Regions from separate parts of the Homo sapiens genome. Here region 1 is linked to region 2. A link is a loop called in an ENCODE intact Hi-C map of the cell type or tissue named here. Cell type or tissue: adrenal gland. All regions are shown on one strand. Each heading gives the region's core, and the rest is flanking DNA. Links, peaks and the distances in the headings are about the cores only.

Region 1 (15,255 bases), core at 6,771-9,270, 330 kb after region 2:
TCAACCTACTGCTCTCTAGCAACTGAGAGCTGTAAAATGAGGCTTCCCCGGAGAAGGAAAACTTTTTTTTTTTCAAGACAGAGTCTCGCTCTGTCGCCCAGGCTATAGTGCAGTGGTGCAACCTCGGCTCACGGCAGCTGCAGCCTCCCAGGTACAGATGATTCTCCTGCCTCAGCCTCCTGAGTAGCTGGGATTACAGGTGCGCATCATCATACCTGGCTACTTTTTGTATTTTAGTAGAGATGGGGTTTCACTATGTTGGCCAGGCTGGTCTCGAACTCCTGACCTCAAGTGATCTGCCCGCCTCGGCCTCCCAAATTGCTGGGATTACAGGTGTGAGCCACCACACCCAGCGGAAGGAAAACTCTTGAGGGGGCTTGGAATCAATGCTCTTTCTGCCAAGGAGCTGGCTGAGTCCCCAGGGCCATCTTCTTAAACCAAGCAGGCCGCACTATCCTGCCTGTCCTGACGCAGAAGCTTGTGATTCTCCTCCAGTAAACTACCTCCTCCCTCAACCACAGGAAAGAAGGATTGAGGGTCCTATTGGGAAGGGAGCAGCGACTGAGCCTAGGACTGCAGGGCATTCAACAATCAACACTGCTTCTCCAGCTCTGTGTCCCCATTCATTGTTCCCAGCAGGGTTCTCCTCCTGCCAGCAGGCAGCCTGGCTCCTTGCCAGCTCAGCCCAGAGCAAAGGCTGGGGAACTGCTGGTCCAGGCAGTGCCAGGTCAGGGCTCCTCTATTTCATATCTCCTTTGCTGTGATCAATTCAGACCTGGCTTGGGCAGAGAGAGGAGATGGTTAATAGCTGAGCTGATCTCTGTGTGTGTGCGTGTGTACATGCATGAGGAAGTGTGAAAATCCTCTTCAGAGATCATCAGAGCCCTGACTCCTGCCATGTCTTGACATGCGCCCTGTCTCTCCTCCTTGACAGAAACCAGGAAATGATAGGATATCAAAAAGCTGAGGGGTGGAGAGAACAACCTAGTAGAAAGAAGACTGTTGTCCACAGAGACAGTGAACATTCATAATACTGGAGAAATGGAATACATGCATGCCCTTCGCACACACTGCAGGTGCTGGGCTAAAGTTTGCAAAGACTGCATTGTCCCCAGATCTAGTGCCTGTAGGGGCAGAAAAGTGTGATCCCTTTCCTCACTCATCATAAGGGTCACAATACTCCTATAACAAAAGACAGATTAACAAGAGAAAGGCATAACAAATTTATTTAATCAAAGTTTTTTGTTTGTTTGTTTGTTTGTGTGTTTGTTTTTGAGATGGACTCTTGCTCTGTCACTAGGCTGAAGTGTAGTGGCGCCATCTTGGCTCACTGCAACCTCCGCCTCCTGGGTTCAAGCGATTCTCCTGCCTCAGCCTCCTGAGTATCTGGGATTACAGGCATGAGCCACCATGCCCGGCTGATTTTTGTATTTTTAGTAGAGACAAGGTTTCTCCATGTTGGCCAGGCTGGTCTCGAACTCCTGGTCTCAGATTATGCACCTGCCTCGGCCTCCCAAAGTGCTGGGATTACAGGCATGAGCCACTGCACCCCGCCTATTTAGCCAAAGTTTTACATGACACAGGAGCCTTCAGAAATGAAGACCCAGTGGCAGAGGCTCAGTGGCTTACACATATAATCCCAGCACTTTGGGACGCCCAGGTGGGAGGATGGCTTGAGTCCAGGAGTTCAAGACCAGCCTGAACAATATAACCAAAGCTCGTCTCCACTAAAAATAATTTTTAAAAACTAGCCAGGCATGGTGGCATATGTTTGTAGTCCCAGCTACTTGGGAGGCTGAGGTGGGAGGATTGCTTGGGCCCAGGAGTTCAAGACCAGCCTGAGCAATATAGCCAGAACTTGTCTCCACTAAAAATAATTTTTAAAAACTAGCCAGGCATGGTGGCACATGCCTGTAGTCCCAGCTACTTTGGAGACTGAGGTGAGAGAATCACTTGAGCCAAAGAGGTGGAGGTGGCAGTGAGCTATGATCATGCCACTGCACTCCAGCCTGGGCAACAGAGCAAGACTGTGTGTCTAAGAAAAAAAAAGAAAGAATAGACTCAGGGAAAACTGTTCATTGTTATGCTTAGATTCCATGAAGCATGGTCAGCCCTGTAGAACTGTGATTGGACAAAAAAGTCTATGATCTAATGGTAGTAGACCAAATAGGGAAACTCAGCCAGGCCTCTGTTCAGCTTCCTCTTGGCCTGTCTATGTAGCATCCTTCCTCCCAGGTACAGGGCAGGATCCCTCTGGAATGAGGGTCATATGACCTACTTACTATCAGTCAAGGCAGGCCAGAGAATTTCTTTATGACCAGCTCCTACACAGAAAGGCAGGGGAAGATGAGAGTAATAGTTCTTGGTTTTATATCTTGCTCTGGGGGAGGGGGATTCTAGTTTCTATGACCTGCCTTGGGGAAGGGGAATTCTGGTTTCTAGAACTCACTTCAGCGGGGAGAAAGAGGGGCAGGAGACAAGAGAGAAGGAGAAGGTCGGAGAGACCTTACTTCTGAACCCTTCTAATCTCCTTTAGTTCAAAGTCCTCAGCATGCCAAAGTGCCATAATTCCGAGCATCATTTTCTGGGCCCCAACAACGCCCAGGGACACACGTCCACTTTGGCATCAATCACTGTGCCCCTAATTGCCAATTCACTGCCGTAGGGGGCAGGTGCAGATGGACGTAGATCTCCAGAGTGTGGACATCAATCAGTGTGCAAGTGGCCCAGGCTGGTACTCTAACACACACCTGTGTGATCTCAACAGCACCCAGGTAAGGATGAGGAGGATGGGGGGCGCTACTAGAGTCCTGCCTCCCTCCCCTTTTCCCATCACCGCCACCATGCAGCTCCCAGGAGCAGCAGACAAAGCTACCCCAGCATCTCAGGGCTTCAGGGGAGTTCCTAGTGATTGGCAGAGGTGAGATACCAGGCTTTTAAAAAGTCAGGTCACCTACAGCCTGCCCCCCCACCCCCTATTCCTCCTGCTCCTGCCCTCATTCCTTTGAAAGTTCAGTGTTCTTCCTGTCTGCTCTCCTTTCTGGTACTCAGTGCTCCAGGACCCCTCCCCAGGGTGACTTCCTGAGCCTCAGTTACTTATCTCCTTTCCTTCCCCCGGGAACACATTCTTCATGTAACACAGCTCTGGGCTCCTCTTGGCCCACAAAGGATGTTCCATTGGTCTGTCTACAAAAGGGTGTTCCATATTGCTGAAATAAATGGAATTGCTGGTTGGAGTATGGGAGGAATCTAACCAACCAAGGAGCTCGAAGAGGCCTGGGACCAGTGAATGTGATGGAACCTGGGCCAGATGCAGGTAGATTCAAAGCTACGGGTGCAGGTGACTCACAGTGATGGAGAGCACTGGCTGGAAATCATGCAAACCCAGTACTGGGAAACTGGGAGGCCAGTGAATTCACCCGCTCCATGGTTACAATCACTGCATGCTTGTTCCTGAGCTGAGCCAAAGCCAGGGCGAGCCCTGTGGCCTGCTGGGGCTGGTGGGCATATTGTTCTGTGTGCACAGGTGGTTCTACTGCTCTTCAGGGCACATGTGTCTGCAGCTAGAGGTGGAGGGATGGAAAAGGGCTCCCACCATCCAGTTCACTGTTTAACCCAGACACATTCACTTCTCTGGGTGCATGTTTGTCTAATTGTGCAGACTGTGTAGTCCAGTGGTCCAAGCAAGAGGGGAAGTTGGGCCACAGCTTCACAAGCACCACACACTAACCCTACTAAGTGAGGTCAGGGGCTCGATATAGAATCTTCCAAGGTTAACCCTTTCATTTGCGTCACTGATGTCTGTTCCCAGCCACTCCCCACAATAGATCTGACCTCATTTGTTCATATTCCCTGCCTGGCTCTGAGGTCTGCTCTGTCCCCTGCCGGGCAAACATCAATAGGAGGAGGTGGAATAAAGGCTGGCCTTGGCATCCCACCAGCCTGGCATTAGCCTGGCATTAAGGCTGGGAAAAACAGTCCTGTGCGAAAGCCAGATGGTCCCTGGTGAAGGAAGCTGCTCCTCCGTGGGGGGCCTTTCCAGTCCATTTGTGTGCCAAAGATGGAAGCTGATGGGGACCCTTTGAAGTAGGATGTAGGCACACAAGGTATGGCTGGGCTCAGAACTTTCCCTACTTCCATCTCCCCCAGTACCTTGCCCTAGCAAGAGCTGGCCACTAGGAAATGGGTCCTATGAGGCTCCTGTCACTGCCAGTCTGAACAAAAGGGTGATTTCTCCCTGTACTCTTTGCTTAGGGTCTCTTTGGGAAGAGAGGCAACAGCAGGGGTCAGGTAGGGTTTCCACAGAGGGAAGGCTTCCCAAGGACTAGAGAGGGCTTCTGGAGGGATTCCCTAGTGTGGACCCAAGTCCCATGGATAGGGAGGTAGATGGACCCTCCATCTCTCCCAGGAGGGAAAGCTCTTCCAGAGAAAGCCCCACATAAACACATACTGTGTTTGTTGTCCCCATAGTGTGTCCCCCTGGAGAGTCAGGGCTTTGTTCTTGGCCGCTACCTCTGCCGCTGCCGACCTGGATTCTACGGGGCAAGCCCCTCTGGGGGTATGTAAGTGTGGTGGGGGCCAGGCATGTGTTTTACATGAGAGGATGGTTGGGAGGGTACATCTGGGGAAGAAAGCCAGATTGGGGTGAGACACTGGGAGGGAACTTGTGGGGCAAGGGCAGAAGGTTGAGAGAGGCAGGAGAGGCAAGCAGGTTGCAGTGTGGGGGTGTCTACACCTTCTGAGTATGAGCCTGTAACATGCAAATATGATGCAAGTTGGCCTCTCAAGGAGCCCTAGCCTGGTGTCACCTCTTCCTGGTACTTTGCCCTCCCAAGGAAGCACCCATTCCCACTTGTCCCTGGAGCCCCAGATCACAGGAGAACAGGGAGAGGGCTGTGGTGACTATCAGGGAAAAGGCTGGGATGTCAGGATGCTCTAGCTGGGCCCCTCTCCCTGCACTCATCTTGTTCTTTATAGGGTTAGAGGAGAGTGACTTCCAGACTACCGGGCAATTCGGGTTCCCAGAAGGCAGATCTGGGAGACTGCTGCAGTGTCTGCCATGTCCTGAGGGCTGCACCAGCTGCATGGATGCCACACCGTGCCTGGTGGAAGAGGCCGCGGTGCTGCGGGCCGCTGTGCTGGCCTGCCAGGCCTGCTGCATGCTGGCCATCTTCCTGAGCATGCTGGTCTCCTACCGCTGCCGCCGGAACAAGGCAAGGAAGGCCCCACACCTCCTACACACATGTCCGACCCATCTCAACTGGAGGCCTGAGACTACCTAAGACCAGAATTTAGGAGAAATTGGTTCTAATCTTGATTCTAAATCTAACTCACTGTGTAGCATGATGCAAGTGATTTCTCCGCCTTGGACCTGCTTCCTCATCTGTAAAATAAGGGCATTGAACTTGATTCAATAAATGCTAGTTGAGTATCTACTCTAAGCAAAACACTGCCTAGGCTCAAATGGAAGTGATCTGGGCCTGCATGGAGTTCCCAGTTTAATGGAGGAAGCAGACATGTAAATAAAATGACAGCACAGTGAGATGGGGGCAAGGATGGAGGTGTCTGTCAGCTGCTGTGGGAGCTTACAGAAAGTCATCCTGCCTGAGATGGCATGGGAAAGACTTTCTGGATGTGACATGAGCCAGGCTTGAAGGTTAACTGGATACTTACTGGGCCAAGAAGGGGTACCCTATTCTAGACAAGGGAGCAGCCTGACCCAACGCTTGAGGAATGCATGAGATCCCTTCCAGCTCCAGCAGCCTCTGATTTGAGCCTAGGTCTGCAGCAAGGCCCTGAGCAAGACTGGGAGGAACACAGGGATGTGTGTGTGGGAATGATGTAAAACCTTGGCCTTAGCCATGTTTAGTGCCAGTGGAGTTGAGCCTGGGGTAACAAGGGACGTGGATGTGGGCAGAGAGGGCAGAGCCAGTGTTACAGGGTGAAGCCTTAGCTCAGGGTCACTGAGTGACCGTTCACATAGGCCTGAGAGCCTCTAGAACCATCGTCCAGACTCTGCTCACATGCCTCTCTCCTTGCTTCACAGAGGATCTGGGCATCTGGAGTGGTCCTGCTGGAAACTGTCCTTTTTGGATTCCTGCTGCTTTACTTTCCTGTGAGTCTGTGGCCACAGGCTGGCCCCACCTTCCAGCATCCCCCATAGCCAAAACCTGGCACCCTCCAAGCCCCAGAACCCTTCTCTGCCCTCTGGAAGGGATTCAGAGACCACAGATTTCCCCTACTCTTACCCACAAATGGCAAGCTGGTCTATGAGCTCTGGAGCCTCAGGCTTATTAGGAGCTCTGTGACTTGCAGTGTGATTTAGGGCAAGTTACCTAACTTCTTTGACACTTCAGCTGCTCCTCTGCAGAATGAAGGTGGTGATGGCTCTATTGCAGGGCTGTTGGGAGGATCCACAGTGTGCTTAGCATAGGCCTGGCCCACAGCAGAAGCATAGTAGAGAGCAGAGATTTTTGCCCCTTCCCACCAGGTCTTCATCCTATACTTCAAGCCCAGTGTATTCCGCTGCATCGCTCTTCGCTGGGTGCGGCTGCTGGGTTTTGCCATCGTCTACGGCACCATCATACTCAAGCTTTACAGGTACGGCCTGGGGCAGACTTTGCTCTCATGCTGCTCATCCCAGACCACCCCAGCTCACTCATGGAATGGTGTTTTTCAAAGCCAGACCCTTGCCAGCCCCACTCCCCTCTACCCCCAAGGCCAACCCCCATCACCATAGCCTTGTCTTCCATGTTACTTTGTGGGGGGGTAGCAAAAGGCAGCAAATCACAAAAAGGATGGAAGGACAAGTACCTGTGTGGAGGAGAGGGCAGCAATGGACAGAGACCAGGGCGCTGGCACCCTCTTCGTGATCCACCCAGGTCCCTGCCATCCACCCTGTGTATTCTAACCCTCGCAGAGTGCTGCAGCTGTTTCTGTCTCGAACGGCCCAGCGGAGTGCCCTTCTGAGCAGCGGGCGGCTGCTGCGGCACCTGGGGCTGCTCCTGCTACCTGTGCTGGGCTTCCTGGCTGTGTGGACCGTGGGCGCCCTGGAGCGAGGCATCCAGCACGCACCTCTGGTGATCCGAGGCCACACTCCCAGTGGCCGCCATTTCTACCTCTGTCACCACGACCGCTGGGACTACATCATGGTTGTGGGTGAGCTGCTTCTGCTGAGCCCAGCCTTACGCTGGTCCCTGCCTCTGTGCCTCCAGGGTTCCTCTTGTTCTGGTTCTCCTGACTTGTCCCCAGACCCCGAGCCCAGGCTCCCCCCAGCACATCTTTCAGAGAAAGGGGTGGGACAGCTGCTGAGGTGGTGCCGGCTCTCTCCCTCCCTGTCTCCCCACAGCTGAGCTGCTGCTGCTGTGCTGGGGCAGCTTCCTCTGCTACGCCACACGGGCTGTGCTCTCGGCCTTCCATGAGCCACGCTACATGGGCATCGCCCTGCACAATGAGCTACTGCTTTCCGCTGCCTTCCACACAGCCAGGTGAGGACGGACTCACCTCCCCACACCCCCTTCCACTCTAACAGTACTCCTCACCTCTCCCAGGTGAGGTGCCCCCATCCCATGCCATCCTGGCAACACTGCTACGCCTCAGCACGTTGACGAAGGCCCCCACTTCTGGCTCTCTCCCTACCCCCCAGATGCCCCTTCTGTACTCCATGCCTGGCCCAGGTGAGGAGGCCCCCAACACAGAAGAGGAGGAAGAGGACCTTCCTCCTAACTCCTCACCCCTCCCAAAGCACCTCTCCAGCACCCCAACATACCCCTTTCCACACATGCTCAGTCCTCCCTGCCTTCTCCCCTCACTCCTCAGCCATAAGAGCAGCAGGCTGCTGTTTGTCCATAACGACCAGACCCTGTGGTGGAGGCAGAGTTAACCCACAGAGTGGGCCTAAGAGTCTGGAGCACAGGTCTGTGCTATACACAGCCAAAGAAAGTGAGCTGGAGTATTCTGGGAGGGCGTCTTGGAGGTTGGGATTAACAGGATTGAAGTGGGACCTAAATCCTGGAGAGGGCAGGAGAGGGCAGAATGCCCCCTCGTCCTAAGCGTATCAGGGTTGGGGCTGAGGTGAAACGCCAGTGAGAAGGCAAAGCAGAAGAGGCAACTCCTGCCTGCAGTAATGACCTGCGCCCCTATCCCGCCCCAGGTTTGTGCTGGTTCCCTCTCTGCACCCGGACTGGACCCTCCTCCTCTTCTTCTTCCACACCCACAGCACAGTCACCACCACGCTGGCTCTGATCTTCATCCCTAAGGTGAGGCCCTCCCCTCCTGCCTGTGAGGTGGACCCCAGCCCCTCTGTCAGGGCCACTGTGGAGCGGTTGTCCCGCAGCGCCCTCTGCAGGCCAGGGTGAGGACGACAGAAGGTGCTGGGTGAGTGAGCACAGTGCCAGGGGCCCTAAGCTAGGAGCTGACTTGAGTGGGGACACTCTCTGCTTCCAGTTCCTGGGCAAGGGAAAGAAAACCCAGGGCTGGAGGGGCTCCCTCCTGCAGCTGGAAGGTTGGCACACTCTGAAAATCTACTCAGAAGCAGGTATACAGGGAGAGGTGGGAGAGCTGAAGGACCCGGCTAGGAATTGCAGGGTCAGGGGCTTAGAACCACCCTGCTGTCTGAGCTAGAGAAGGTCAGGGAGGATGAGGGGAGTAAAACTCTAAAGATCCCCAGAATTCCAAGTCAGAGAAGGGGGTGAAGCGTCACAAAGTAAGGACGCATTCCACAGGGCAGGTGAGTGCAGGAGTGGACAAGGAGCCAGGGCGAGTCTTTTTCCCACTCTTATGCACCCCTGCCAGTTCTGGAAGCTGGGGGCTCCTCCCCGGGAGGAGATGGTGGATGAGGTGTGTGAGGACGAGCTGGACCTGCAGCACTCAGGCTCCTACCTTGGCAGCAGCATCGCCTCAGCCTGGAGTGAGCACAGCCTGGACCCTGGAGACATTCGGGTATGTGCCACCCTCCCTGCCTCCTTTCAATGCTAGCTTTTAGGAACTGGGCAGAGGGAGGACTGGGCCCTGCCACCTGGGCTATGTGCCACTGCAAGTCCTCTTCCCTCCAAGACCTGCCCTCTCCCTTCTCCACTGGCCTAAACTGATTCCCCTGACTCTATTCAAAGGAGGCCACACACACCCAAGTGGGAAGACCCCAAAGCCCCAGAACCAGATCCCGGAGGCTCAGGCCATGTGGCAAGCTAGAGGCAGGGCCGAGAGTGGAGCCCTACTCCTTCGCATCCTCCACTCTCACTCAGCAGGGGCATCAGGTCGGGGGCAGTCTAAGAAACCCCTCAGCTGGCTGGGCACAGTGGTTCATGCCTGTAATCCCAGCATTTTGGGAGGCCAAGGCAGGCGGATCACTTGAGGCCAGGAGTTTGACCAGCCTGGCCAAATGGCGAAATCTCGTCTCTACTAGAAATACAAAAATTAGCCAGGCATGGTGGTACATGTCTGTGGTCCCAGCTACTCAGGAGGCTGAGGTGGGAGGAGGATCACTGGAGCCTGGTAAGTTGAGGTTGCAGTGAGCTGAGATCGCACCACTGCACTCCAGCCTGGGTGAAAGAGTAAGATTCTGACACACACACACAAAAAAGCCTCAGCCCCCAGCAAAGCAGGATGGTTGGTGCCTAGGGCACCTAGGGCCAGCCTAGGGCCAGCTGTGGGGCTGGGTAGTTCAGGCAGTGAGTAGCCACCAGGATCCCCTTTCCCTGGACCTGGCAGGTCTTAGAGGAAGTTCTTCCTGGGTCTACACTGGAAAAGCATGCTTATTCTCATTTCTGTGCTCAAGGGGATCATTATAGTCACCAGAACCCTAACAAGAGGCTCAGTGGGTAAGATACAAGGAGAGCTGATAATCTAAGCCCATTGTTTTATACAATCCAGAGTCTAGGAACCATCATGGGAAGCCATTCTGTCCACCCCCTCCACCTCTACTGGGGCCGTCTTCACACCTGACTTGTTTACAGGCCCACAAAGCAGAGTCCTCTGCATCTCCTGAGTCCTTCCTTGTTCCAGTGCCTCTGCCCGTTTCCCCCTTGTGTCCTCACCCTCTGAGCTCTGCCTGCCCTGCCTCCTGAGACCCCAATCCAGCTGAAGGGCCAGGGAGTATGGAGGGGCAGCTCCACCCCTGACCCTCCACTTTCTGGAACACAAGCCAATCTGCGGCCCCTATGCTGGATCTGGGGAGAAACCCAGAACAGAAGACTTCTAAAGCCCCGTTCCATCATTTACACCTGAACACTGCATATTTCAAACCCACTAGTCTCATCAATCTCATATAATGCTCTTAAGGAAGTTAACACTGGTCACCCAGGTAACATTGCTTTACAGAAGATCCAGAGGCTCAGAGGGAGGGGTCATGAAAACAGCCTCCAGGGACACAGCATATTGAGTGTCCCCAAGCTACTAACTTCCCACTAGACCACAATGCCCCAGAGAAGGGGGTACACATGAGTCCTCCGAGCTGACTGGATCTGGCTGGGACTCAGGTTGGCAACTGGTCTCACAGGAACAAAGAGGTGAATTACGAGAGTTTTAGAAGCAGGGAAGAGATACAGCTTGATGGAAAGAGATCCCTAAGGGAAAAAGGTCTAGGCAAGGGTGGAGGAACAGACAGCCAGGGGATGGAGAGAGCTCACCTGCAGCCCTGCTTTCCTCCCTGCTGCCCCACAGGACGAGCTGAAGAAGCTCTATGCCCAGCTAGAGGTCCACAAAACCAAGGAAATGGCCGCAAACAACCCCCACCTGCCCAAGAAGCGAGGCAGCTCATGCCAGGGACTGGGCCGCTCCTTCATGAGGTACCTGGCGGAATTCCCCGAGGCCCTGGCCAGGCAGCACTCCCGGGACTCAGGATCCCCAGGCCACGGCAGCCTGCCCGGCTCCTCCCGCCGCCGGCTCCTCAGCTCCAGCCTCCAGGAACCCGAGGGGACACCAGCTCTGCACAAGTCCCGCAGCACCTATGACCAGCGCAGGGAGCAGGACCCGCCTCTTCTTGACTCACTGCTGAGGAGGAAGCTGGCCAAGAAGGCCTCTCGAACAGAGAGCCGGGAGTCGGTGGAGGGGCCCCCTGCCCTGGGCTTCAGGTCAGCCAGCGCCCACAACCTGACGGTGGGAGAGAGGCTACCCAGAGCCCGGCCCGCCTCTCTGCAGAAGTCGCTCAGTGTGGCCAGCTCCAGGGAAAAGGCCTTGCTCATGGCCAGCCAGGCCTACCTGGAGGAGACCTACCGGCAAGCAAAGGAGCGGGAGGAGCGGAAGAAGGCCAAGGCAGCCATGGCCAGCCTGGTGCGGAGGCCATCAGCCAGGAGGCTGGAGCGGCCTCGAGGGGCCCCCCTGTCAGCTCCACCTTCCCCTGCCAAGAGCAGCAGCGTGGACAGCTCTCACACCTCTGGGAGGCTTCATGAGGAGGCTAGGAGAAGGCTGCCTCATCCACCCATCAGGCACCAGGTTTCTACCCCCATCTTGGCCCTGTCTGGGGGCCTGGGAGAGCCAAGGATGCTATCTCCCACCTCCACCTTGGCTCCAGCTCTGCTGCCAGCTCTAGCTCCAACCCCAGCCCCTGCCCTGGCACCAGTCCCAGTATCCCCACAAAGCCCCAACTTACTCACCTACATCTGCCCCTGGGAGAACGCAGAACTGCCAGCCAAGCAAGAAAATGTGCCCCAGGAAGGCCCCTCAGGGCCAGAGCGAGGCCACCACTCCCCTGCCCCAGCTCGAGCCAGGCTCTGGAGGGCCCTCTCTGTTGCAGTAGAGAAAAGCAGGGCTGGGGAGAATGAGATGGACGCAGAGGATGCACATCACCAGAGGGAAGCTAATGATGTGGACGAAGACAGGCCCAAGATCTTCCCTAAATCCCACAGCCTCAAGGCCCCTGTTCAGCAGGGTTCCATGCGCAGCCTGGGGCTGGCGATTAAAGCTCTGACCCGTTCTCGGAGCACCTACAGAGAGAAGGAGAGTGTGGAGGAGAGTCCCGAGGGGCAGAACAGCGGGACTGCGGGAGAGAGTATGGGGGCACCCTCCCGATCGCCCAGGCTAGGCCGGCCCAAGGCGGTGAGTAAGCAGGCCGCTCTTATCCCCTCCGATGACAAGGAGTCCCTCCAGAACCAACAGAACGCTCACACCAGCAGGATGCTCCAAGTCTGTCAACGGGAGGGCAGCAGGGAACAAGAAGACAGAGGCAGGAGGATGACCCAGGGTCTAGGGGAACGGAAAGCTGAGAGAGCAGGTAAAACAGGGCTTGCCATGCTGAGGCAAGTTTCCAGGGACAAAAACATCAAGCAATCAAAAGAAACCCCTGTCGGGTGGCAGGAACTGCCCAAAGCTGGCCTCCAGTCCCTGGGCAGCGCTGACCACAGGGTGGCAGAGGTATGCCCCTGGGAGGTCACTGAATCAGAAACGCGTCAGCCAGACAGTGGCAACAAGGCCGAAATCTGCCCCTGGGAGACGAGTGAAGGAGCCCCAGAGTCGAGGGCACTAAGACAAGACCCAGGTGACTCCCAAAAAAAGAGAGGGGAGGCCCGGGGAAAATCAGAGCCCATAGATGTGGTTCCCATGATGCGGAAAAAGCCAGAGAGGCTGGTGAGGGAGCAGGAAGCAGTGTGTCCCTGGGAGAGTGCCGATCGAGGAGGTCTGTCCCCTGGGTCAGCTCCTCAGGACCCTGGCAGAATCAGAGACAAATCTGAGGCGGGGGACAGTGTGGAGGCCAGGAAGGTGGAGAAGCCTGGGTGGGAAGCTGCTGGCCCAGAAGCTCATACCCCTGACATCACCAAGGCAGAGCCGTGTCCCTGGGAGGCAAGTGAAGGAGGCGAGGATGGGAAACCAGCCCAAGAGGCAGTGAAGGATCTCCCTCAGGAAAAGCAGAAAACCAGGAAAGCAACCTTTTGGAAAGAACAGAAACCGGGAGGAGACTTGGAGTCTCTTTGTCCATGGGAGAGTACAGATTTCCGGGGCCCCTCAGCAGTCTCAATTCAGGCCCCAGGAAGCTCAGAGTGTTCAGGGAGTTTGGGCAGTGGCATTGCTGAAGTGTGTCTGTGGGAGGCAGGAGATGCTCCTGCTATCCAGAAAGCAGAGATCTGTCCCTGGGAGCTGGATGATAACGTGATGGGGCAGGAAATGCTGAGTCTGGGGACAGGTAGAGAATCTCTTCAAGAAAAGGAAAAAGCCTCCAGAAAAGGAAGCTTTGGAGAGATGGGGGAACAAACTGTGAAAGCAGTGCAGAAATTAAGTCAACAGCAGGAGTCAGTTTGTCCCAGGGAGAGCACGGTCCCTGGGCACTCCAGCCCATGTCTAGACAATTCCTCATCCAAAGCTGGTAGCCAATTCCTATGCAATGGAGGAAGCAGAGCAACGCAGGTGTGTCCACAGGAAGATCTCAGGCCGGAGGCACAGGAAGCAACACCTGCCAAAACAGAAATCTGTCCCTGGGAGGTAAATGAAAGAACAAGAGAGGAATGGACATCAGCACAGGTGCCAAGAGGAGGAGAATCTCAAAAGGACAAGGAGAAAATGCCTGGAAAATCGGAAATCGAAGATGTCACAGCTTGGGAAAAGCCTGAGGGGCAGATCCAAAAGCAAGAAGCGGTCGGCCCCTGGGAGAGTGTGGACCCTGGCAGCTTCTCCCCACAACCACGTCCTCAAGACACAGAGAGACCCCAAACCCTTCTCCAGATGTCAGGCAGTGTGGGAAGCAAAGCTGCCGACATTTGCCCTTTGGATGTGGAGGAAAACTTGACTGCTGGGAAGGCAGAAATCTGTCCCTGGGAGGTGGGTGCTGGAGCAGGGGAGGAAAGGGCTTTGGGAGCTGAGGCCATTAGGAAATCTCCAAATGATACAGGCAAGGTTTCTGCAGATCTTGGACCCAGGGAGAGAGCTGTTACTGCTCCAGAGAAGCCACAGAAGCCAACCCCAGAGTGGGAGGTGGCTTGTCCCTGGGGGAGTGTGGGTCCAGGGGCCTGTTCTCAGCATCCAGGTACTCTAGATGCTGATGGACCAAAAGCTGGGTTCCAGGAACTGGATCATATGGGCTGCAGGCCAGGTGAAGTGTGTCCCTGGGAAGCACAGGAAGCTGCTACCAGTGAAAAAGCCAAGATCTGTCCCTGGGAGGTAAGTGAAGGAACTACTGGGAAGGGATTGGACCAAAAGGCAGGGAGTGAATCAGCAGAGCAGAGGGAGAAAGCTCTAGAAAAGGGGAGACTCACTTCCCTGGGAGAAGACGTATCAAAAGGGATGGCAAAACTGTGTCAACAACAGGAAACTATTTGTATTTGGGAGAACAAGGACTTGAGGGAATCCCCTGCTCAGGCCCCCAAGATCTCAGACTTGCCCAGCAGCATGAGTAGTGAAGTGGCAGAGGGACATTCCTTGGAAGCAACAGAGAAGGGGGACCTGAGACAAGACCCAAAGACAGGTTCCTTCCCAGAACACATAACCCAAGAAAAAGCTCCAGCTGCAGACACAGAAGAATTCACTACTGAAGATGGGGAAAAAACAAGCCATGAGCTACAATCCGTCTGTCCATGGGAGACCACTGCCCCAGCAGATTCCGTCTCTCACCTAGACAGACAGCGCCCTGACCAACCTAAAGCTAGCTCCCAGAGACTGGTCAGCACTGGGGGCAGGGCCGCTGACGTGTGCCCATGGGATGTTCCTGATGCAGGTGTGTATAAATCTGACAGCAGTGCCAAGGCTGAGACCTGTCCCTGGGAAGTGACTGAAAGAATCCCTGTCAAAGGGGTGTCAAGGCAGGATGGAAAAGGGGACTCTCAAGAAGAGAAAGGCAGAGCCCCAGAAAAATCAGAGCCAAAAGGTGTGCCAGTTCAGAAAAAGCCAGAGATGGCAGACTTCAGGCAGCAGGAGGCTGTGTGTCCCTGGGAGAGTCAAGATGGCAAGGGTCTGTCCCCACAGCCAGCCCCAGATGCTTCTGACAGAAGCAGAGGCAGTTCTGAGGCAGCAGGCAGTGTGGAGACCAGGGTAGCGGAAGTGTGTCTGTGGGAAGTGGTAGAGGCTCCCTCTGCCAAGAAAGCAGAGATCTGCCCTTGGGAGGCGGGTGGAGGAGCAGCAGAGGAAGGGGAACAGGAAAGAGAATCACAAGGGCAAGGAGAGATGTTCCTTCAGAAGGCAGGACCTGGAGGGACGGAAGAACACTTCTCAAAAGCAGCAGCAAAGCCCAGAGAGCAGGAGGCAGTCTGCCCTGGGGAAGGCACAGGCTCAGGAGGGCTCTTGCCCCAGTCAGGTGCCCTGGACCCAGAACTCAAAGTCAGCCCCAAGGAAGCA
Region 2 (15,255 bases), core at 2,647-5,146:
ATTTTTCTTTCCTTGGGGGTGAGGGTGGGGGTGGGGTGGGTGGGCACTTCTCTCTTTTTCCTTAACATCTGGCCTCTGTGAACCCTGCTGACCTCCCCTCCCCCTCCAGCTGTGTTGTGGGAGGAGGAGGAAGAAGGGGTGGGGGAGTGCCTTCCACCCTGTGCTTCGGGAGTCTCCATCTTATTTTGCCCCCCAAGAATGGAGAACGGGAGGAAGAAGACACAAGGGGTGGGGAGAGAATCGCTGTGAAGAGGGGGGCTGTCAGAAGTCTGGAAAGGCAGACTCCCTGATTTTCAAAGACCCCTTGGTTTTAGTAACGCGCTCCGGGTCAGCGTCTGCCCCACCCGCCTGCCTGGAGCCGGGCACGGGATGATGGTGTGAGCTCTGGGTGAAGGAGGAAGGGCTGGTGGGCATGAAATACTCTTCTTGGACTTTCCTCCTCTTCGGGGCAGGAGGAGATGCTGTTAATTTAGGTTCTTTCCTCCCTGCATCACCTGCCCCCACCCTCACTCCCCCACCCCCGCCCTGCAAGTGAAAGGGTTACAACTCAACCTGGAAGGGGGCGGGGTGGCGAGTTAAAAAACACACCTTTTGGCCAAATAAGATTTAATTCTAGTTATTTTACAGAATAGGGAACTACGTTAGTTTCCAGGGCTGCCATGACAAATCATAACAAACTTGGTGGCTTAAAAGACAGATATTTAAGCGGCCGGGTAAGGTGGCTCACGCCTGTAATCCCAGCATTTTGGGAGGCCGAGGCGGGTGGATCACAAGGTCAGGAGATCGAGACCATCCTGGCCAACATGGTGAAACCCTGTCTCTACTAAAAATACAAAAACTAGCTGGACTTGGTGGCGCATGCCTGTAATACCAGCTAGTCTGGAGGCTGAGGCAGGAGAATCGCTTGAACCCGGGAGTCGGAGGTTGCAGTGAGCCGAGATCATACCACACTGCACTCCAGCCTGGCGACAGAGTGAGACTCCATCTCAAACAACAACAACAAACCCCGATATTTCTTCTCTTCCATTTACTGGGACCAGAGGTCCAAACCTAAGGCATTGCAGGGCCGAACTCCCTCCGAAGGCTCTCGGGAAGGGCCCCCTCCGTGCCTCTTCCAGCTTCTGTGGCCCCAGGTGTTCCTTGACTTGGGGCTGCAGAGTTCCCATTCTCCCATGGTATGGCCCTCCCCTCTCCTGTCTGTCACAAGGACACTTGTCATTGGCTTTAGGGCCCACCAGACAATCCAGGATGATCTCGTCTTGACATCTTTAATTAAGTTACATTTACAAAGACCCTTTTTCCAAATGAAGTCATATTCACAGGCTCTGGGGGAGTGGGGGCTGGGGATTAGGACCTGGACACATCTTTTTGGGTTCCATCATTCAGCCCACCCCAGAAACTGAGTCCCAGAAAAGAAAGAAACTTGCCCAGACTTCTGGGGGAAGCAAACAGGTACTGAGTATTTGGGGTTGGAATAGGGAAAAGCGTGCTTCCAAGCGAGGGCCACAAGTTTCTCCGAACAGGAGCCGCCTGGGGAAAGGGGAAAGGGACCCCTGGCTTTCCCTAGGCTCTGAGCTCCCGGGAATCTGGGACTCCCTCTCCCACGCCAATACGCTGGAGCCCGAGAGGGTCTGAGGAAGTCTGCTCTCCCTCCCAGGTGTCTTCAGCCCCTGCTTCTACCCCTCCCTTCCTCCAGTCCCATGTCCTCTAGGGCTGGTGGCCACCACGTTGGTTTGTCAGGGATGTGGTGGTCATAGTCTTATTTCTGTCTGGGTCTCTAAGCTCTTACAGCATCACCTGTTTTCCTTCTGTCTCAAAGGGTCTCAGAGGGTCTCCTCTCCATGTGCCTCTGGGTCTCTACCCTCCTCTTCAGGGTCTGGCAGGACCCCCAGAGTAACCCCTCGCTCACCTTCCCCTATCCCAGCCCTGCTTACCGTCTCCTCCCTCCTCCCGGGAGCATCAGCCGCCTCCAGCTCCTCTGCCTCTCACCTCTTAGACCTCTGCAGCCTGACTTCTGTCCCTGAAACCGCTTTTGCCAAGGTCAGCCAGGAGAGCCCCCAACCTCAAATTCAACAGTTGCCTCCCTGCCACCACTCCTGGACTTCTGCATAGCCTGTGACACTGCTGGACACTCACAAGGGTCTCTGTCCCCAAAGGTCCCGCCTCTGTCTTCTTCCATCTCCTCCTTCTCTTGCCCCCCTCCCCCAGAAGCTTTAAAAAGACAAAGTCCGATGAAGTCCGGTGGCGCCTGCCCTCCACCCTATCTGCCCGCAGGATTCTGTTTTCCTCCCCTAGGTCATCAGCTTGCACCTATATGGGTAAATGACTCCCACTTGACTGTCCCTGCCTCCTCTCCCTCCAGCACCCCTCCTGAGCCTTGGTCCCGCATCTCCACAGGGACAATGGCAACTCATTTGCCCCTGTCAAAGACCAAGCTCCTGGTCCCTGCCCACAGCTCCCTGCCCACAGCAGTCCCCCTGGTCAAGTCCACATTCTGGTTACAGCTCTGCTTTTCTCCCCATTACTTCCCCTGGACTCAGCACCTTGAATTCTCAGCTGGGTCCTCCCATTTGACCCACAGCTATCTATTTCCAAGCCTCCCCCTGCTTCTCCCCTCCCAAGGATCTCACAATTCTGTCTCTAATCTCCACTCCATCATGGTGCAGTGTCCCCTACCTCTAGGCTGGACTATGACAGTAGCCACCTAACTATTAATAGTTTCTGGGTGTCTGGTTTTTCTCTGATGCCCTCAGATCAGTTTACCTTCTTACTGAGTGGGTCCCCTGATAGTATTAAATGCAGCCTCCTTGGCCTGTCATTTGGAGCCCTCTGTGATTTGGCCTTAACCCCCAGCTCCCTCAACCAACTTGGTTCCCATTACTTCGCTTTATACCAGTGAAGGTATACCTGGTCTACTAGGCTGGAATGCACTTCCTTCCCCAGCGCCCCCAGCATGCCCCTCCCTGCTTTCTTTACCTTCATTCTCCAATGCAAAATGTCATCTCTCCCATGAAGTATTTTTTGATTCCCCCAGTTAGATGTGCTTCATGCCACCTCTAGACCCTCTTCACTCTTCTGTGTCTGGTAGGAAGGGACTGTGGAGTGTGGAGGGCGAGTGCGGCTTTGGGGCCAGACACTCCCGCTCCCCTCTGTCTATGGAGAACCTGGGTCAGGGGACTCGAGGCAGAACCTTCCTGACCTAAGCTTTCATTTTATTGCCTTGGCCTTAACTGAGAGTCATTGACATGTAACAACCATTTCAAAAAAAAATCGCCCCTGCAATTGTAAAAACTTCCTGAGAAGGCTGGCAAGGTAGCTTGTGTCTGTAATCCCAGCACTTTGGGAGGCCAAGGCGGGGAGAATCACTTGAGCCCAGGAGTTTGAGCCAGCCTGGACAACATAGGGAGAACTTGATGCTACCAAAAACAAACAAACAAACAAAAACAAAAAACAAGCTGGGTGTGGTGGCGTGCACCTGTAGTCCCAACTACTCTGGAGGCTGAAGTGGGACGATTGCTCAGCCACTTCAGGGAGATCAAGGCTGCAGTGAGCTGTGATCACTCCACTGCACTCCAGCCTGGGTGACAAAACGAGACCCTGTCTCAAAAACAAAAACAAAAAACACTTCCTGAGAAGACACTGTCCAGTGTGCCAAGTCCCCCTATGCTGTGTTCACATTTTCTCTAAGATAAAAAGTTAGGGTATTGATGACAAAGTTATAATTATTTGTGATTTTTCTTGTGTCCTTCTACAGTGATCTTGTATCTCTTGCTTCATTTTTTAAGGTCCTGGATCAGTGCCTTGCACACAGCAGGCACCTAATGAATACTTGCCCAATGCATTTCACCCCACCTCCGTTCCTCCTGACCCCTCCACCCTTGTCTAAAGCATTTTTAAAAAGCCTCATTTAAATGACTGCACAGCAGCTTGGCGAGTGACCCTTGGCCAGAATGCAGTTCCAGAGCTTGTCCACTAGATGCTGCTGTCTGCTAGCACCAGAAAGAGGATGGCGAGCCAGAGAAGGGTGGCTGGGGAAGGGATTCATTCTCCCAGGCCATGGAGTGAGAGCCCTGAGGGGGATCGATGTGCAAGACGTGGTCTCTGCACACAAGGAACTTAAGCAGGTGTCAGGTGTTTTACAGGCATTATTTTGCTTTCATAGCAATAGATAAGTACTATTTGTTTAGCAGATGAGGAAATGGGACTCAGAGAGGTTAATTAACTTGCCTGAGGTCACACAGCCAGTGGAGGAGCAAAGTAGCTCTGGTCTGTCTGACTAGGTTTCCTCCTGAGTGGTTATCATAGCAAGCACTGTAATGGCATTTCCTTGGAACCAGGCCTTGTTATATTATGCTTAGTTGCTCATGTAATCCTCAGGACACAACATGAGGTAGGTACTATTATTTATTTATTTATTTATTTATTTATTTATTTATTTATTTATTTATTTTTGAGACAGAGTCTCACTCTGTTGCCCAAGCTGGAATGCCGTGGCGCAATCTTGGCTCACTGCAACCTCCACCTTCTGGGTTCAAGTGATTCTCATGCCTCAACCTCCCTAGTAGCTGGGACTACAGGCGTGGGCCACCATGCCTGGCTAATTTTTGTATTTTTTAGTAGAGACGGGGTTTCACTATGTTGGCCAGGCTGGTCTCGAACTCCTGACCTCAAATGATCTGCCCACCTTGGCCTCCCAATGTGCTGGGATTACGGGTGTGAGCCACCGCGCCCAACCGTGGTACTATTAGCTCCATTTTGCAGATGAGAAAACTGGGGTTCACAGAGGTTAAGCCCATACAGCTACGGAATTGTGTCCTTTGAGTTTGTGCTCTAAATGACCACACTGCTGCCATGTTTCACCACCCAGCAGCAACCTGTTATGGGGTGGGAGTAGCCCCCACCAATATGTAGAGGTCCCAGAGCTCTGTTCCAGAGACACAAAGACACAGAGCCTGCCCCCAAGGTCCCTAGAGTGGCATGGGGAAAGCAGGACATGCAGTCCCCTCCTTAGGGTGTGGACTCTCCACAGATGTGCTGAGCGACTCAAGCTGAGTGTTGAGTGTTTTACCCTCTCTGGGGCTCAGTGTCATCACCTAAAATCAGGGGACTCTGTAACAGAAAGTGCCTCTCAGACGCAGACTTGCCATCCATGGTGATTTTTTTTTTTTTTTTTTGAAACAGGCTCTGACTCTGTCACCCAGGCTGAGTACAGTGGTGCGATCTTGGCTCATCGCAGCCTTGATCTCCCAGGCTCAAGAGATCTTCCCATATCACCCTCTCGAGTAGCTGTGACCACAGGCACGTGCCACCATGCACAGCTAATTCTGTTTATTTTTAATTTTTTTTTTGAGACGGAGTCTTGCTCTGTTGCCCAGGCTGGAGTGCAGTGGTGCAATCTTGGCTCACTGCAACCTCTGCCTCCTGAGTTCAAGCAATTCTCCTGCCTCAGCCTCCTGAGTAGCTGGGATTACAGGTGCCTGCCACCATGCCTGGCTAATTTTTGTATTTTTAGTAGAGGCGGGGTTTAACCCTGTTGGCCAGGCTGGTCTCGAACTCCTGACCTTGTGATCCACCCGCCTCAGCCTCCCAAAGGGCTGGGATTACAGGTGTGAGCCACCGTGCCTGGCCAATTTTTTTTTTTTTTGAGATGGAATCTCGCTCTGTCACCCAGGCTGGAGTGCACAATCTTGGCTCACTGCAACCTCCACCTCCCAGGCTTAAGCGATTCTCCTGCCTCAGCCTCCTGAGAAGCTGGGACTATAGGCGTGCACCACCATGCCTGGCTAATTTTTTTTTTTTCTATTTTTTTAGTAGAGACAGGGTTTTGCCATGTTGGCCAGACTGGTCTAGAACTCCTGACCTCAAGTGATCCGCCCACCTTGGCCTCCCAAAGTGCTGGGATTACAGGCGTGAGCTCTGTTTATTTTTTGTAGAGATGGGGGTCTCATTATGCTACTCAGGCTGATCTTGAACTTCTGATCTCAAGGGATCCTCCTGACTCAGCCTCCCAAAGTGCTGAGATTACAGGCATGAGCCACTCTACCCGGCTTCCACGATGATTTATTACAAAATCATGGCACTTAAACAAACAGAGGGAAGTTACCTACTCTAAAATGCACCAGAATTTCAGCTTGATGATCATTACACATGTACATTACCTGTGTGATCGCCACCCAGACCTAGATAAGCAACACTTCCAGCCTTTGGGAGGCTGTGTGAGGCCTGCTCCCAGTTGATCTCCTGACCCGGAGATGACCACCATGCCGGCCTCTGTCACCGAAGATCCGTTCGGCTTGTTTTTGACCCTCATAAGAATGGAAGGTACGTTTTTGGGTCTGGCTTCTTTTGTTCAACATTATGCATGGGATTCATTCATGCTGTTGCATGAAGCTGTAGTTAACTCATTTTATCACCGTGTAGTATTTGATTGAATGAATATTCTGCAATGTATATGTTTTCCTGTTGATGGATGTTTGGGCTGTTTCCAGATTTTAGTTTTATGTATAAAGCTACGTGTTACAGTTTTTATTGTTGTTGTTTGTTTGTTTGAGACAGAGTCTCGCTCTGTTGCCCAGGCTGGAGTGCAGTGGAGTGATCTCAGCTCATTGCAACCTCTGCCTCCCAGGTTCAAGCAATTCTCCTGCCTCAGCCTCCCGAGTAGCTGGAATTACAGGTGTGAGCCATCACGCCTGGCTAATTTTTGTATTTTTAGTAGAGACGGGGTTCTGCCATGTTGACCAGGCTGGTCTCGAACTCCTGACCTCCAGTGATCCACCCGCTTTGGCCTCTCAAAGTGCTGGGATTACAGGCGTGAGCTTCTGTGCCCAGCCTTTGTGTCACAGTTTTAAAGGAGAAGAGAAAGGAGCTAACATTTCTCAAGCGTTAAGCGTTAACTGTCTCCAACAATGGGCTAAGGACTGGAGATGAGAAATAACTAAAACCTCATATTGCTCTCCGACAGCTCACCACCTAGCAGGGGAGAGAGGTAAGTGAGCAATCAGGACAAGACAGGCATAGAGGTGGAGACTGGTGAGGTTGAGGGAACAGTGGAGCATGTGGGAAGAGCATCAGGGCATCAGAGGGGGCTTCTCAGAGAAGGAGCTCTCTGAATTGAGTCTTCAAGGATATAGGAATCCCTGAAGTGAAGGCCGGGAGGCACTGGGGCAGAGCACACACAAAAGTGCCAAGATTTGAGTGGCTGGAGCACAGGGTACATGTGACAAGAGATGAAGTAGACCGAGGTCAGATCACAAAAGGTCTTATATGTTAGGGTAAGGAGTTGATTCTGAAGACAAGAGGGAGCCCCTGAAGGGTGACCCAATCAGACTGTGAGAGAAGAGGGCTCAGGAACAGGCAGGGTGAATACTCACATTTCATGATTCATGGGAGGCTGGTGTGGAGTCCCTGGGGGTAGAGGCAGGGGGGCAGGGGTGGAGGCTGTGAGAACCCATTCGGGGGCGGGGTCGGCGGGGAGAAGGAGAGGACAGTCTCGGTGAGGGGGTCCTTACAAGGTAGACTCACCAGCTTTGGTGACAGATTGAATGTGGGGTGAGGCAGAGGAGGAGTGTGGCTTGAGTCCCAGATTTGGCCCTGTTGCCTGCGTGGGTTTGTGGCTGAGAGAGGCCTGAGCTGGAGGTAGGGAGGCTTTAGGGCATCAGACAGGATTGGACGGGAATGGCCAAGGCATGCATGTGGGGTGAGAAAAGGGCCAAGAACAGAGCCCTGGGGCACATTTACAAAGGGGAGCCAAGTGCCGTGGCAGCTCACGCCTGTAATCCCAGCACTTTGGGAGGGCAAGGAGTACGGATCACTTGAGCCCAGGAGTTTGAGACCAGCCTGGTCAACATAGTCAGATTTTGTCTCTACTAAAAATTAAAAAAAAAAAAAAAATTAGCTGGGCATGGTGGTTCGTGCCTGTAGTCCCAGCTTTGTGGGAGGTTGAGGTGGATCACTTGAGCCCAGGAGGTCGAGGAAGCAGTGAGCCATGATCATGCCACTGCACTCCAGCCTGTGGTGGGCAAAAGAGGGAGGCTTTGTCTCAAAAAAAAAAAACAACAAAAAAAGGCGGGGGCTGGGGAGGAATGGCCAGGGAGAGAGTGGGGAGAGAGAGGGTGGAGAGGAGGGAGAGAGGGGGAGGCTCTGGGGGCTCTGGTGACCACTGCTCATTGTCCACCCAAATCTGAGCTCCCTGTGCCAACTGGGTAGGCACATTTCCCAGCCCCTTTGCGGTCAGGTATGACTATGTGATTTAATTCCCACCACTGGGCTGCGAAGGGGAAGGGGTGTGTGCCTCTCCCAGCCTGGGCTTTAAGACCCTGGGCCTGCCCGCCCCACACTCCCTTGCCCTTCCTGCTGGCTGGAACCCGGCATGGCAGTCACTCAGCTTCGGTCCTGAGTCACTGGCAGGGCCCTAGGGGGCAGCACAGCAGCACATGGAAGGAGCCTGGTCCCCGAATGGCTGTGAGAGCTCCCGGCTGACCTGGAGTGTTCACCTGCAACACAGGAAAGAAGCAAATTTTACATTCTTCAAGCCATCATCTTTTTTTGGATCTCTTTGTTCTAGGAGTTTAGCCTAACCAGTACAACTTAGACTAAGCTAAACAGTTTAGCATAGCCCAAATAATACAGAGAATTAACCTAATGAAAAAATAATTAGCCAAATTAATACAATGGAAAATTAAAACATAATAAAATAAAATATTGGCCTAACGAACACAACTTACCCTAACTCATCCAATAATCAAAGGAGGAGAGTATCAAGAAAGGAGGAAAACAGGGTGGAATGTCACACAAAGATGGGATAGAGCCGGGCATGGTGGATCATGCCTGTAATCCCAGCACTTTGGGAGGCCAAGGCGGGTGGAGCACTTGAGGTCAGGAGTTTGAGACCAGCCTGGGCAACATGGTGAAACCCCGTCTCTACTAAAAATACAAAAATTAGCTGGTGTGGTGGCGCAAGCCATAGTCCCAGCTACTTAAGAGGCCAAGGTGGGAGGATCACTTGAGCCTGGGGAGGTGGAGGTTGAAGTGAGCAGTGATTGCACCACTGCACTCCAGCCTGGGTGGCAGAGTGAGATCCTGTCTTAAAAAAAAAAACAAGATCAGATACAGGATGAGGAAGGTCCACTGGCCTTGGCAAGCAGGATGGCACCAGTGACTCTAGTGAGATCTTCCTGGGGAGTAGGGATGAAACGGGAGGGAAAGAAGCAGATCCAGCCCATGCATCTCTTTTGAGGAACTTGGATGAGGAAGGGCAGAGATGAGGAAGGCTCTAGAACGAACCCAGGATCCAGCACGATTACAGTGCGTTAGGAGAGAGGGAGGGGTTGGGGACACCGGAAAGAAGAGAGGAAGGCCTCTGTGGAGGGCAGGTGCTGGGCTCCAGAGCTCAGGTGGACAGGGATGGACAAGCGTGTTCCCAAACGGGCTCAGACTCCTGCTCCTATGCACATGCACACACACACGCACGTGCACGCACACATGAACACACATGCACACACACCTGACACAAGAGCCTGGAGACAGGCTGGGCACGGTGGCTCACACCTGTAATCCCAGCACTTTGGGAGGCCGAGGCGAGTGGATCACTTGAGGTCAGGAGTTTGAGACCAGCCTGGCCAACATGGTGAAACCCCATCTCTACTAAAAATAAAAAAAAATTAGCTGGGCACGGTGGCAGGTGCCTGTAGTCCCAGCTACTTGGGAGGCTGAGGCAGGAGAATCGCTTGAACCCAGGAGACAGAGGTTGCAGTGAGCTGAGATTGTGCCATTGCCCTCTAGCCTAGATACAGGGCGAGACTCCGTCTCAAAAAACAAAAAACAAAAATAAGAAGAAGAGGGGCTGAGTGTAGTGGCTCACACCTATAATCCCAGCATTCTGGGAGGCCAAGGAGGGAGGATTGCTTGAGGCCAGGAGTTTGAGACCAGCCTGGGCAATATAGTGAGTCCCCCTATCTACAAAAAATAAGCAATTAGCCGGGTGTGGTGACGCATACCTGTAGTCTCAGATGCTTGGGAGTCTGAGGTGAGAGGATTGCTTGAGCCTGGGAGGTCAGGGCTTCAGTGAGCTGTGATTGCCCCACCACACTCCACCCAGAGAGACAGAGCGAAACCCTGTCTCCAAAAATAAAAGTAAATAAATAAATATATTAAAAAATTAGCCAGGCACAGTGGCATGTGCCTATTGTCCCAGCTACTCAGGAGGCTGAGACAAGAGGATCACTTTAGCCCAGGAGTTTGAGGCCGTAGTGAGCTATGATCGCACCACTGCACCGCAGCCTGGGTGACAGAGTGAGAACTTATCTCAAAAAAAAAGAAAAACAAACAAACAAAAAAACACTTTGGGAGGCCGAAGCGGGTGGATCATGAGGTCAGGAGTTCAAGACCAGTCTGGCCAACGTAGTGAAACCCCATCTCTACTAAAAATACAAAAATTAGCCAGGGGTGGTGGTGGGCACCTGTAATCCCAGCTACTTGGGAGGCTGAGGGAGAATCACTTGAATCCGGGAGGCAGAGGTTACAATGAGCCAAGATCGCGCCACTGCACTCCAGCCTGGGCGGCAGAGAGACTCCATCTCAAAAAAAAAAAAAAAAGGCCGGGTGCAGTGGCTCAAGCCTGTAATTCCATCACTTTGAGAGGCCGAGGTGGGTGGATCACCTGAGGTCAGGAGTTTGAGAACAGCCTGGCCAACATGGCAAAACCCCGCCTCTATTAAAAATACAAAAAGTAGCCAGGCGTGGTGATGCACTCCTATAGTCCCAGCTACTCGGAAGGCTGAGGCAGGAGAATCGCTTAACCCAGGAGGCGGAGGTTGCAGTGAGCTGAGATCACTCCACTGCAATCCAGCCTGGGCGACAGTCTCAAAACAAACAAAAAAACCAGAAGGGAAGTAGGGAAGTGAAGTGTCCTCCACCCTTGGTCCCTCCCACAGAGAGACTTGTCCTGGGGAAATAAGCACTGCAGTTCCAAAAGACAGGAGCTTATGGAGAGAAGAGGGGAGACTGGGGATCCATTCCCAGGGTTGCGGTGATCCTTGATCCCATGGCCCTGGTAGTGTGGCAGCAGGACTGCCTTTGCTGTTTTTGTGCCCCAGAGAGTGGGGACCTGGGAGCAGGAGCTGGATAGAGAGTAGGGAACCCCTGTGGGGAATCACGCCTATGGCTTATGAGGTCCATGTGTGTCTGTGTGGCCCTGTGAACAGGGAGCTCTGTCTGTGTGTCTGCTGGAGGGGGTCCTTGGGTTTGTTCGTGAGTCAGGAAGGAGTCTCTGGATATGCATGTGTGTGCACCGGCCTCGAGTGTGCGATCTCCTGCATTCGTCTATCCCACGTGCATGCGTGTGCATCTCTTGGCTCTGCACAGCTCTGTGTCTAGGAGTGTGTAACATGTGTCCCCCCTGCCTTGAAACAGAAACTAGGTCAGCCTGGAGATGTGTGGGCAGGAGTGGAGTTAGGGTTGGATTCTTCAGCAGTACCAGGCTGGATGGGGAGCGTCATCCAGCTCCCCATTCAAATTGGCCAGGTGCAGTGGCTCACTCCTGTAATTCTAGCACTTTGGGAGGCAGAGGTGGGAGGATTGCTTGAGGCCAGGAGTTCGAGACCAGCCTGGGAAACATAGGGAGACTCTGTAAACAATTTTTTTTTTTTTTTGAGATGGAGTCTCGCTCTGTCACCCAGGCTGGAGTGCAGTGGCGGGATCTCGGCTCACTGCAAGCTCCGCCTCCCGGGTTCACGCCATTCTCCTGCCTCAGCCTCCCCAGCAGCTGGGACTACAGGCGCCCGCCACCACACCCGGCTAATTTTTTGTATTTTTAGTAGAGACAGGGTTTCATCGTGTTAGCCAGGATGGTCTCGATTTCCTGACCTTGTGATCTGCCCGCCTCGGCCTCCCAAAGTGCTGGGATTACAGGCGTAAGCCACCGCGCCTGGCCCAAAAAATTTTTAAAAATTGGCTAGGTGTGGTGGCTTGTGCTTGTAGTCCCAGCTCAGCTACTCAGGAGGCTGAACGGGGAGGATTGCTTGAGCCCAAGAGATCAAGGCTGCAGTGAGCTATGATTGTGCTGATGCACTTTGGTCTGGGTGAGACAGCAAGACCTTGTCTCAAAAAATAAATTCATAGTAATGCCCCTCCCTCCATCCCTTCCTCCTCTACATTAACCTTGGCATAAAGAGAAGCTGCAGGTAGCCTCTGAGGGGCTTCTCCCCTTGGTAGGGACAAGGACTGAGAGGCATCTGACCAGAAGCGGGAGGGAGGGCTGGGTTTAGTTAAGACGAAGGTGTGGGCACCTATTTCTAGATCTTGCCAGGGATGTGGGAAGGGGCAGCCTGCATTGTTTTCTGCATTCCTCTGGGCAAGGACACAATAGGGCCAGGGCACTCTGCCTAGGGACCTGGCTGCATCAAAAGGACCTCCAGTGCCAGGAGGGAGAACCCTTCCTCCTCTGGACCCTGAGTGCTCCATTCAGGGAGACATCGGTTTGTCTGTTCCCCCAGCGCTGAATGCTCCTTGATCTGAGGTCCGTAAGTCCCAGACCCATAACCCACCGCATCGCCTGTGTATAATGGGAGCGGGGAGTGTAAATGCCAGGATCCACATGGGCAGTGGGCCAGCCCCCGTGCCAAGCCTCTTTGGGGGAGGAAGTGCTCTCCCCACCCCAGCCTCGCGCCCACCCTGCCTCCAGCTTCCCACTTCCTCCTCCATCTGAGCCTTGCAGCAGCAGCACCTCCTCTCTGGGGCCCAGCCAAGTAGCACTCAGCCCACGGCAGGCAGGCTCACAGCAGCCACAGAGCAGCCTTGCTCCCCGGCACCTGCTCCTCTCCTCTCCCAGCCTCCTCCGGACCCTCCCTTCCTGTCTTCTGCAACCTGGAGTTTGCACGGAGAGCCCCCTGTCATGTCTGGGGCTCTGTGTTGGGTGCCTGGTTGGTCCAGTTGGTCCAAGTCCTGATGAGCTCTATGTCACCCTGAGCAAATGTGGCCATCACCTCTGTTAGTCCTTTCTGAGTTCCAAGTCAGTCCAGACCCCTGTGGCCACTGTGGGTTCCATGTCACTCTGGACCAAAACGGGCACCACTTCAGTCTAATCCCTGTGGGCTCTGTGATTTCCTGAAGCAACATGGGCGCCCTATCATTCAGTCCCACCCCACCAGGCTCCATGTCACTCCAGGCCCTGTGAGCCCTGTCTCAGTGTGGGCTGCTACAGGCTCCCTGACACCCTGGGCTGGGTTCTGTGTTGGTTTGGGCCAAGTTAGGTGTCCTATAGTTCTAATTCCATGACAGGCTGGACACTGTGGACAGACACCATCTTGATCAGCACCGTGGACCTCCCCTTAGGCCAGACGCCTTTGGGCTCAGCCTCTGATCCCACTCTGGACTCTTGTGGGTCCTGTGTTCGCCTGAGCCAAAGGGAGCTCCGTGTTGCTCTAGCTCCTTGTAGTCCCTCGCCACTTTATGGGGGCCGGGAGGCCAGCAGCACTGGCATCACCTGAGTCTTGCTAGTAATGCAGACTCTTAGGCCCCACTCCAGGCCTCCCTAATCGGAATTGCATTTACCAACAAGATCCTAGACGATCCTGGCACATGTACAAGTTTAAGAAGCGCCATCATCAAATGCATGCTGACCTGAATCAAGGCAGGAACCTTGCTGACCTAATTCCACGTGAGCTCCATGACACCTGGGCCAGTGTGGTGACAAGAGACACCCCCCCCCCGCCCCGTGCCCCATGTGAGTGGAGGTGTTCTCCCTCTAGACACCCCTACTCCTGCCACACAGGTCTATGCCTCTCCTCTGTCTCCCCTTCTTTTCTTCCACTCGGAGGCCTTGCCTCTAACCAACTTCCTTCTCCAAAACCAATGCCCATTCCCCTGCCCAGCGTGTCTGGCACCCCCTGCACAGAATCCAAGCACAAAGGGCTTTTGTCATCCCTCACTCTGAGCCTGGCTCTGGGGCTCCTCTTGACCCTCCCTCCCGGCCAGCCTCCTGCCGCCACCTCAGGCCACCCCAGCTGGAGGCTGCTGCGGTACTTTTCCATCCCTGCTGTTCTCTGCCTTACACACACATTGCACAGATAGATCCAAAGTCTATATCTATATATACCTCTCACCCCCCCACCCCCGGACGTCGTGCGTCTCGTTTGCCAGGCTGTGGTCGTGCAGTCTGTCGCTCGTTAAGGCTCTGTCTCAGATTTGCATGTTTAATATTTTATCCAGGAAGTGCTTCTGGCTGGGGCTCCGGGAGGTGGTGTGAAGCCGACAGAATGTCAGGCCCCGGAATGGTTGCTCACGGGTGGTGGCGGTGGGATGAGCGTCTGCGGGACTGGGGATGGTGACGCCAGTTCCTGGCTGCTTGTCTGGGCTTCAGCATTGGGGTGGGGTGGCAGGAGGTGGGCTTGGGGAGAACATGTTGGAGATCAGCTCCCCCAGCTGCACGGACAGCTTCCCTTCTTTGGGCCACATGGCTATCAGAAGGAGGGGCCCCGAATTTGAACTTACTTTTTAGGTTCAGCAGCTCCACTAGGTCTTAGTCACTTCCGTGTCCGGGGATTTTCCAGGAGGAAGAAGCCCTTTGACTCCATGGGGAAATGGCGGTAACTCATCCTCTTCCTGGTTCACCCTGTACCCGGGACAAACCATGTAGGAGAACAGAGTGGGAAACAGAAAATGGGCTGCCACGGTGTGACCTTGGGGAGCCATTGAGCTCTTCTTTTTCTTTTTTTTTTTTTTTGAGACAGAGTCTTGCTTTGTCGCCCCGGCTGGAGTGCAGTGGCGCCATCTCAGCTCACTGCAACCTCCACTTCCCGGGTTCAAGCAATTCTCTGCCTCAGCCTCCTGAGTAGCTGGGATTACAGGCACTCACCACCATGCCCAGCTAATTTTTGTATTTTCAGTACAGATGGGGTTTCACCATCTTGGCCAGAGTGGTCTCAAACTCCTGACATCAGGTGATCCGCCCGCCTCGGCCTCACCTCCCAAAGTGCTGGGATTACACCGTGTCTAGCCAAGGCCAAGGTCTTTTTTTTTTTTTTTTTTTTTTTTGAGACGGAGTCTCGCTCTGTCACCCAGGCTGGAGCGATCTCAGCTCACTGCAAGCTCCGCCTCCCGGGTTCACGCCATTCTCCTGCCTCAGCCTCCCAAGTAGCTGGGACTACAGGCACCTGCCACCGTGCCCAGCTAATTTTTTTTTATTTTTAGTAGAGATGGGGTTTCACCATGTTGGCCAGGCTGGTCTCGATCTCCTGACCTCTTGATCCGCCCACCTCG

The links. Hi-C counts contacts between places; a loop is a spot of excess contacts. Peaks named below come from ENCODE experiments on the same cell type or tissue, not always from the same donor. Only the 100,000 strongest peaks of a DNase experiment are listed, where the experiment ranks them.
Region 1: a loop joins it to region 2, with 2.5 times the contacts of the local background. A loop is called at or near these places in 8 of 110 quality-filtered maps.

Annotation. Positions count from the first base shown.
Region 1 is chr17:38,326,936-38,342,190 of GRCh38, reverse strand. GPR179 (G protein-coupled receptor 179) reads left to right here. Exons shown (of 11, transcript NM_001004334.4): 2 at 2,666-2,774; 3 at 4,471-4,558; 4 at 4,978-5,213; 5 at 6,047-6,115; 6 at 6,491-6,600; 7 at 6,920-7,158; 8 at 7,349-7,487; 9 at 8,153-8,258; 10 at 8,794-8,940; 11 at 10,660-15,255. Among named protein-coding and RNA genes, the nearest start is that of GPR179, 9.4 kb to the left of the region's middle. RefSeq lists enhancers at 336-860, 8,936-9,436. In adrenal gland, for the core only: a CTCF peak has its summit at 8,292 (motif pointing left); no DNase peak of the experiment used is centred there; H3K27me3 peaks cover 793 bases.
Region 2 is chr17:38,656,436-38,671,690 of GRCh38, reverse strand. No RefSeq gene overlaps it. Among named protein-coding and RNA genes, the nearest start is that of EPOP, 11 kb to the left of the region's middle. RefSeq lists enhancers at 3,841-4,135, 12,486-12,985, 14,401-14,695. In adrenal gland, for the core only: CTCF peaks have their summits at 3,768 and 3,969 (motif pointing right); a DNase peak (open chromatin) is centred at 4,050.